Regions from separate parts of the Homo sapiens genome. Here region 2 is linked to region 1. A link is an interaction called in ENCODE POLR2A ChIA-PET data of the cell type or tissue named here. Cell type or tissue: MCF 10A. All regions are shown on one strand. Region 1 overlaps ADGRV1 (adhesion G protein-coupled receptor V1). Region 2 overlaps ADGRV1 (adhesion G protein-coupled receptor V1).

Region 1 (5,000 bases):
CTATCTAACTTTTTGATGTGGGCATTTAGTGCTATGAATTTCCCTCTTAACACTACCTTACCTGTGTCTCAGAGTTTCTGGCATTTTGTATCTTTGTTCTCGTTAGTTTTGAAGAACTTCTTGATTTCTCTGTTAATTTCATTTTTTTACCCAAAAATCATTTAGGAGCATATTGTTTAATCTGCATGTAATTGCATGGTTTTGAGCAATTGTCTTAGTCTTGACTTCTGTTTTTACTGCACTGTGGTTTGAGAGTGTGTTTGGTATGATTGTGGTTCTTTTGCATTTACTGATGATTGTTTTATGTCCAATTATGTGGTAGATTTTAAAGTATGTGCCATGTGGCGATGAGAAGAATGTATATTTTGTTGTTTTTGGGTGGAGAGTTCTGTAGAGGTCTAGCAAATCCATTTGGTCCAACTTTGAGTTCAGGTCCCGAATATCTTTGTTAATTTTCTGCCTCAATGGTCTATCTAATACTGTCAGTGGAATGTTGAAGTCTCCCATTATTGTTGTGCGGGAGTCTATGTCTCTTTGTAGGTTTCTAAGAACTTGTCTTATGAACCTAGGTGCTCCTGTGTTGGGTGCATATATATTTAGGATAGTTAGGTCCTTTAGGTGAATTAAACCCTTTACCAATATTTAATGCCCTTATTTGTGTTTTTTAGTCTTTGTTTGTTTAAAGTCTGTTTTGTCTGAAATTAGAATCGCAACTTCTGCTTTTTTCTGTTTTCCATTTGCTTGGTAGATTTTCTTCCATCTCTCTATTTTGAGCCAATGGGTGTCATTATGTGTGAGATGACAGCGTACAATTGGGGCTTGCTTTTTTATCTGGTTTGCCACTGTGCCTTTTAAATGGGGCATTTAGCTTGTTTACATTCAAGGTTATTATTGATATGTTTGGATTTGGTCCTGTCATTGTGGTGTTAGCTGGTTATTATGCTGGCTTGTTCGTGAAGTTGCTTTATAGTGTCACTGATCTGTGTATTTAAGTGTGTTTTGTATTAGCTGGTAACAGTCTTTCTCTATTTAGTGCTCCTTTCAAGATCTCTTGTAAGGCAGGTCTGATGGTAATGAACTCCCTCAACATTTGCTTATTTGAAAAAGATCTTATTTCTCCTTTATGTAGGAAGCTTAATTTGGCTGGATGTGAAATTTTAGTTGAAGATTTTTATATTTTTTAAATTATTAATCAGCCTTTAATTGGCTAATTTGGACCATGCCATGCCTTAACAATGACAAACAATATCTTGTGTTTTTTAAGGATTTATTCATTATCTGGTTTCAGGTATTGTGTGGTAGGAAGTTCTTTAGAAATTACCAGACCCTGGAGGGTCCTTGTTCTTACACACTCTAGCCCCCATCCTAGTTCTCAGTCCCTGCAAGCTTCACACACATGTGAACAAATGCAGAGAAAAATTACTTGTGACCCAGGTCATTTACCTGGTCTCTTTTTCTGTCTTAATTTCCTTAAGCTGATTATTGATTACAAAGAAAACCTCTGGACTTTGGAGGTAGGGGAAATGCTGGCCAATATTTCATGAAAACCATTCACTGTCCTCTGCATCATTAGTAGAAGAAACAGACATGCAATCCTATAAGCCTACCAAAGGTCAGATTGATGAATTTTAGGTATCCTGTGGCAAATGGTGAAAATCAGAGATGACGCTCACCTGCTCCAGCTTGAGGATATAGACTAAGTTAAAATGGAATAAAAGATAATGTGACCAAAGAAAAGAAAGTCATTTAGTTCATTTTTTTGTTGTTCATCAATTCAATAAATATTTTTTAAGCACCTTCTATGTGCCAATTGCTCTAGTAGACACTAGAGATACAGTAATAAAAGTAGTCCCTGATATTAATCCTTGGTGTTAGTAAAAAGAGAAAGTACAGGGATGAAAAGGGAAGCTAATGAGGGAACAGAGAAACAGAGAAGAGAACTTTAACATTGATCTAGACTGTAATATGATTGGAAGACGTAGGGATATTCAGGATATAAACTGAAGAGTTCCAATGGGAGAACCGTTTATGAAATCATTGTTCCATTGCACTCAGTAGTACCAAGCAGTCCACAAGAATTGACACACATTTCAAACATGACTTACTACAAGCATGGCTTTCAAAATGGATATATGTGACTCATGAAGAGCCTTGTTCAATCTACTATTGCTAAACTTTCAATTTTGACATATTTTTCATTAAGAGGTGCTGTTCTGTCTTGCAATACTGATTGACCAGCCGCCAAACCACATGAACTACATTTGGACCACAATTGGCAGAATGTATTCTAATGTGAAAGATAATACAGCAAGTACTTCTTTGTAATTCCATGTTCAAAATGAAAGTATAAAATAAGCACCAAAAAAAAAATGATAAATTTTCCATTTAAAATGTACCAGTGGATCTGTGGGGGTCTATGAAATGTCTTTTGCTTTCCTATCTGAAGGAGAGCTCAAGTTGTTTATATTGTGCTGTTACTTCAGCAGTGAGTCAGGAACACTTTATCCTCCCGTGGCATGAATACAGGGGGTGATTGCAGGCAAAACAACCAGTCAGAGCAATTATTACATGCTCTTTGGAACTCTGTGCTGTGCCTCTTGGTAAATAGGATTTTATGATAAAAGCATCAAGATGTAGACATGTCACCAGTGATGTGAATTGTTGTTAAGTAGAGTTATAAGGTACAAATGTATGTATGCCCTTGGATGTGAATTTACCCCCAGGACAATGTTTTCCAGTGTGTGGTTTCCAGGTGACTTGTATCACTAGAAAATTTCGATTTCTAGTCTCCTACAGAGATTCTTATTTCTCAGGTCTAGTGTGGGCCCTGGGTGTCAGCACTTTGAACAAGTCCTCAGAGGATTCTAATGCAGATTGAGGTTTGAAAGCTATGGACCTAGAAGAAAAAGAATCACTTCCAATCAGTCAACATAACTAAATTGTTAACAGAAAACTATAATTTTATATATTCAGCAGTATAAAGTATATATGATATTCTGAAAGAATGTAAAACAAATATATTATATTGAGAGTATTCATAATCTACCCTACTATGTTTTTAACAAGTACATGCTGGATCTTCTATATTCACTTAGAAAAAGAAAATGATATACAGAGACCTAATAAAGAACCTGGTTCTGAAAGGGAAGGAAATACCTTTTCTGAAAGTCTCTGAGCATCTTTTCTCTCTTCTGACCTTGTCTGTTCTGAAAGATGAATGTCCTACAGGCAATCCCAGGGGGTCTTCCTAGACTGCAATTCTCCCTGCCCTTAAATATGTGGAGTTAACTGAAGCTCCAGACAGCTCAGCTCCAGATGAATTTCTCAAACAGTTCCTTCTGCTGTCCCGGGACCTGGCCAGAGATTCCATGGGAGATGCCTTTGGTAAACTGGATATGGGAGATTTACATAGCAGCATAGTGGGAGAGAGGTTTTGGCAGAGCCTCTTCAAGAGAAGTGTTGAAAGAAAAGCTGAGATTTATGTTACACAGTATCTTGACCTCAAGTAGTGTTTGCTTTGGGTTCTTAGGTGTGAAAGGCAACTTTTGCATTTCTAAAAAGAAGAAACTTGTAGGTCTTGCATACCATGTTTGCCCTAAGTCAGCTAAAGGGGAAAATGCAACTGGACATTCATACAAATAAATTAAGAAATTAATCTTAAATCCTTTTGTTAAATAGTCACATTTGGATTCCTTTATGAAGCTGTCTTCTAAAGCAGAGTTATACTGATTCAATAAATAAATATCCCTATATTTGATGAAGCAAACTTAGGATTCATGCTAATACAAATGACAGAAATCCAGTGTAAACTGCCATGGCTTAAGCCTTAAAGCTTAAGTAAGTTGGCGAATGACTGGCTTCAATCATTGCTGAATTCAGAGGTTCAAGATGTCACAGCATTCTGACTTTCACCATCTAGGTGTTGAGCCGGTGTTATAGAAATCGGTCATTTCATCACTGTAAGATGCCTCCCTCAGGGTGGCAACATAATGGCTGGTGGCTTCAGGTTCTCATCCTTTCAGCCTACCAGTCCAGAAGAAAGATAGTTTCTCTTTTCAACAGTTCCAACAGAAGTTCTAAATAGGAGTCCTGTTGGCTGCATGGATTCAATATCCACGCCTGAACTTATCATTGTGGCTAGGAGAGCAGATAACATTGATTATCCAGGTCATATGCCCATGGCTAGAGCAAAAGCAGGGAAGATGAGGTCAGTTATGATGAAATCACATGAATTTCAAAGGAAATTCTAAACTGCTGTTACCAGAAGAACAGGGAATAAATGTACTGGCAACTAGCATCTATGTCTGTTACACAGGTACACCATAATTAGTAAGTAGTAAGGAAAGTAGCAGTGGGCTTTTTGTGCATTCACCTTTGTGATTGTTGTCTCCTTTAATCTGGTATGGATGATCATTTTAGCCAGAACACCTTTAACCACTTTTTCTTACCTTAAGACTTATACTATTTGATGAGTCTGTTATACTTTAGAGCAAAGTGAGACCAACATTAAGACAGCTCTTCTTGCCCTTGGCTAACAGCAACAGATGTAATAGCTTTGAACATTGCTGTACATTAATTTACTTGGTTATTTCTCTTCTGTGGGAAAAAAATGGATATGATGCCACTTGATCCCTCTTTTTTCATAAAAGTCTGATGACTTGGAAACTGTTTTGTAATTATTTTTTAATCCTTAAATTCCTGGGATTTCGGTGATAGATGTCATTCAAACAAACTGGTTGTTAGTGAAAATACTGCTATCTGAGCACATGACCCTTAAAAAATGATTATTTTCTATTTCTCCACATCGTTAGCTCTTCAGATTCACTATGATTATTTAAATATATGTAGAGCGAAATCTAATTATTCTGGTGCAGAACATTTTTCATACATTTGTTTAACTATTTCCTACTCTCTGTCTGTCTTCCACCCCCAGGTCTCATGCTTTCTCCCTGTATAATTGTTTGAGCAGCTAGAATGTTAAAATTTTCACCCAATAATTG
Region 2 (5,000 bases), 62 kb before region 1:
ACTCACCAGTGAGGTTCATTGGTTAGCTTGGACCAAGTGTACGGGAACACTGGTATTAACAGAAATATTTTTGAAAGCCATGTGAAAAAATCTCAATTGCATCTCCATTAATTCAAAGAACTCATGATAGCCCTTGTTTGAGTTTCAGAAGTTTTCGTAAAGCAGCATAATGGCAGCAGAGAATAGCAAAAAGAGAACTGAGCTGAGGTCAGGTAAGCCCAATGCAAGTTTTGTCATTGGTTAGCTGTCAGACCTTTGTTACCTTTGCTATCACACAGGGACAATAACATTATAAGACTATTATAGGGATTAAAATGAAATAACCTATCTGTAGAAATCACAGAAAGCCTACCACACTGTAAGAATACAATAAATGTTGATTACTTCCCTCCTCATTTAGTTGAGTCAAAATATTACTCAGTGTTCCCACAGCGTTCAATATTTTAGGACAGTTCTGGAATTTATATGCTTCTTTCTCCAATTCTGGTAATACTGGATTTTTTTGAAGGATCTAGTTTATTTTTATCAGTTTGCGAGTTTTTTGTTTTGTTTTGTTTTTTAACTGACCTACTCAGATAATGAAGACTCTTAACAATTCATAAATGTCTTGATATTTCTTCTCTAACAGTCACACAAAATAAAAACAGCTCTTGAAGAAAAACAATTCAAAGTTTAAAACATATAAAAATTTAGGTATTTAATGTAATTTGAAGTAAAAGTTTGAATTGAAAATAATTATAAAACTAATATGTGCCATTTCTTTGTAATAATTGTTATAATTTTCTTGCATAATTCTTAAAGGGGAAATGGTGCAAAGAACAGCATAATAGTATGGTAATGGTTGTAGAAAATTTATTTCATTTTTCATTCCTTAAAAATCTAGATAAAAGATAGGAACTGTTTTCTTTAAAAACCTGTAGGCATGTGTTTTATTTTTAAATGTTAATCAAATTTATGCTATACTCCTTTATTTTAACTATGCCAATGGACTGATCAAATAATTACCAATAGTGATTAAAAAGGACTTTCTATATTTAAACAAATATTAAGGTAACTAAGGGGTAACTCAGCTAACGTGGCTTTTTAATGATAACAAAATATATTAGATATCCACATGTCATGTAAAACCTTGTGTAAAATATTGGGCTGCTTTTCCCAGCCTTGCTTTTTTTTTTTTTTTTTAACATCCTATTTATAAAGATTAAAAAGCCTGTGGGTGAGAGTGGGGGATGAAATTTAGTATCCCTTAAAGCACTTTGCTAATGCTTTGATTTGTATATATGTGCTCACTAAATGTTGGATCTGTATGGGTTAGCATATTTTCTATTATACGTTAGAAAATACTAATTCACTTTTTTAAATAGCTGAATGAGATATGAAAAGACAGAACTGGTGAGTTAGTAGCTGCTGCTTTTTAGGCATGCCATACTATCAAACCAAGATAGAACATTTTAAGTAAAAACATTTGAACAAAATCCTAAAGACATATAAAGGAAGTCACTTTATGAAAAATATAACTGCCTTTCAACATCTTTACCTTTTCTCGTACTTGCTCAAATTATGACTATGATGCATTATCTATAAACATAAAGTCTAAAAAGTATAAACATTTGATATATTTGTGCATATGTTGCATTTTCTTTTATTATTTCTATTCCTAGTATAATTCAATTTAGGCCAAAATGTTGAGTTTAGTCATGATTTTATATTTCCATAGGTTAACTTGAGACATGTAAACAAGTAAGTTATTTATGTGCTATATAATCCTCTACCTACTAGGATATTTACTTAATAGTAGTTTTGTGGCTTAGGAAGCAGAGTAATTAATTAGAGTGAATTAATGGCACACACTGGTTGCTATGTTTCTGATTTGCTTTGGACTGAATCTTTATGTTCCTCAAACATTGTTTCTGCCATTTAGCAGTTGCCTAACAGAGTGATGGTATTTGGAGATGGGGCCTTTATTTGGGAGGTAATTAGGTAATGACAGTGAAGCCCTCATGACCGAGATTTGTGCACTTAGAAGAAAAGACCAGAGAGAGCTCGCTTTTTCTCTCTCTGTTCTCTGCCATGTAAGGACATAATGAGACGATGACCGTCTGCAAACCAGGAAGTGGGTCCTCACCAGACACCAGATCTTCTGGCACTTTGATCTTGGACTTTCCATCCTCTAGAACCATGATAAATAAACGTTTGTTGTTTAAGCTACCCAGTCTCTGTAATAACATTTGTCATAACAGCCCGAACTGACTCAGACACATTTCTTCCTCATTGATGAGCAAATAAACCAAAATCATAATATTTTTCTTGCTTTCTGTCTGAAAATAATGCATTTCCCAATTTTGTATTCCAAAGACCTGTATATTTTATTGTCTATACTTCTGGCCTGCTGCCCCAAAGCAGAGAGTCCTTTATATGTTTGTTTATTCAAACATCCCAGGCCTTCTCAAAATAACCCCCAACCTGAAATAGAATGTGATTTAAAATAACAGAACCTTGGCTCTGGAATCAGGCATGTGGCAAGCACACAGAATATATTTGTTGATGGAATGAATGAATGATTAGATAAAGGAATGAAAAGATCTGATTTGTAAAATGCTCTCATATTGAAATACTTTCCCCCTCTTTTTTTATCTTTTTATAGGTCATGCAACACTTTTGTACTTGGGAAAGTGTTCTAACTAAAGCAATTATGCAATAAAAGTAGTCTTTGATGTTGGCTTCTCTGTCAACTTTATGTTGGATAAAATATTTGGGAATTCTGCTCTGTAGTTAAAAATATACGTGTATGTAGCAGGGAAATGATAACTCTCTCAATAATTAAGGACAAGCAATCATATCCTCGATGTAAAATGGGAGGAATAACAATTTTTTTTAATTTATAAGAAACAGCTAGTGTCACTGCACTTAGAGAAAACACATTAATTTCTTTTATGTTGTCAGGCAGAGAAAGTATAAACTTTGGAGGTTGCACAGTAAGGTTAGGCAATGGCCTGTGAGTTAATAAACACTATTGTTAGATTTATATAGAATTTTATTAGTCTTGCTCAGTTTCTCTTCAATTCCATCTAACAAGGTTTCCTTTCCAGCTTATATGTATGCTTATCTAAGTCCAAGGAATTCCATAAGAAAGTTGAATCAAAATATTTTCAATTGATAACTTATGAAGCAAAAACAGCAATTTCCCATTATATATTTCAAATAAGTTTACTGTACAATTTTGAAGTGACTGTAGAGTCTGAATTGTATTCAGACTATGTATCAGTTGTATTCAGATTCTGGCCATGTATCCACTACCAAAATAAAATGAAAAAATGAACATGGTTTTGTCACAAGTTAATTGTTCAACAACAATAATGACAACAACAAAATTATCTAAAATCTGAATTTTCTGAGTAACGACTCAGTACCATCAGTAAAGTAGTAGAATACAAACCTTAGTGTGCTATCTATGTAAAGAATTTAATTATGTTCACTCCAGATATAGAGACTGTTTTGTTTCCACAGAATTCGTAAACTGTCATTACAGAACTGAGAAATGTGACTTTGAAAATCCAAATCTACGTGTAAAATTTAGTTCAACCTTTGTAATATTCAAATGATCTTGATGTTTCAGCTTGATATTTCAGCCAGCCTTTGCACTCGTTGTTCTTCCTTCAAATGAAGGTACTTTATGTACTTCTAGAGAATCTCCTATACAAACAGGAAGTATGAGTATGTGGCTTTAGTGATTTTTGGAGTACATGCTAGCATCGGTGATTTTAAGTGGTTATTTTAAGTATTAAAAGTGGTTAGAAGCACAGGCTTTGGAGTCAACAGACTTGGCTCAAGTCCTGAATCTGTTGTATCTTAGGCATAACTGTGTGACATCTGTGGAAAGAGCTGTAATGTTAAGATGCTATCAATAACAGCAAATGTTAAGATTTAGTATTGACAGAATATTCCTGACAATTAAATATTCTCTTAAGGGACTGAGTAGAAACACTAGTGAAAAAGATGCTAGCCCAGAAAAAAAAAAGTAAACATGCTATGTGGGCACAAGGTAATGAAGAAAAGATACAGAAAATGCAGGAAACTAAGTATGGCATTATTCCAAGTGGCACATCATCCAGGCAATCTCTACTAAGCATAATTAAGCAGGAAAAAAGTCTTTCCTTAGGTCTGTGCCCTTGGCAAATGTATTTACTTTTATTAAGCCTCAGTTTCCTTCTCTATGCAATAAAAAAGAAGTGATCTCTAAATTGCATATATTATTTAAATATGATGAAATAATATCTCTAGGGCCTTTAGCACAGTACCTGGCACATGAAAACCATTCATTAAATGGTAACTATTATTATTGTTGCTGTATTTCTTATAAAAATAAATTAGTACTTCTTTGGCTGTATACCAGATGAAAAAGACTAGTCTTGGTGTTAATGACTCATAAAGATCTGTTTCTCAGAAGATGGCTTTTTAAAGAAAAGAGAAAAAATAAAAGCATATTAAAATACCTCTATAAAAATTCTGTAGTGAGGGCTAATTTTGCTTCCTTTTTCTAATTTCAACTGTTTATATATATATATATATTACATATAGTATATATATAACATATATGTATATATTTTAACTATATATGTTATATATTTTACATATATGTATATATAAATATATGTGTATATATATTACTATATGAAGTTTTTCCTAGTATCAATCTATTTTAAAGATAATTAACTATTGAAGAAAAAATAATAGCAAAGTAGTGTGAGGTTTGCAACATATATAAAAGTAGAATATATGCCAGGAGATCAGGAGAGAAAATAGTAAAGTATGTTATTGTGAGGTTTTCATGCTATATATGAAGTAGTATACTACCAACCAATGTCTTTCATAAACATAGATGCAAATATTCTTAATACAATGTTAGCAAGTCAAAAGGATAATATATCACAACAGAATGATAGCTATCCCAATAATGCAAGGATGACTTAAAATTCAAAAATTAATCAATGTAATTAATA

Evidence for each region. ChIA-PET counts read pairs that join two places held together with the same protein. Peaks named below come from ENCODE experiments on the same cell type or tissue, not always from the same donor. Only the 100,000 strongest peaks of a DNase experiment are listed, where the experiment ranks them.
Region 2: POLR2A ChIA-PET joins it to region 1 with 8 read pairs; 3 of 35 experiments call an interaction of 5 or more read pairs at or near these places.

What each region holds. Positions count from the first base shown.
Region 1 is chr5:91,014,989-91,019,988 of GRCh38, forward strand. The region is part of intron 85 of ADGRV1 (adhesion G protein-coupled receptor V1); the gene reads left to right. Among named protein-coding and RNA genes, the nearest start is that of LUCAT1, 300 kb to the right of the region's middle. In MCF 10A, no CTCF peak of the experiment used is centred here; DNase peaks (open chromatin) are centred at 2,173 and 2,503.
Region 2 is chr5:90,953,005-90,958,004 of GRCh38, forward strand. The region is part of intron 83 of ADGRV1 (adhesion G protein-coupled receptor V1); the gene reads left to right. Among named protein-coding and RNA genes, the nearest start is that of LUCAT1, 360 kb to the right of the region's middle. In MCF 10A, no CTCF peak of the experiment used is centred here; no DNase peak of the experiment used is centred here.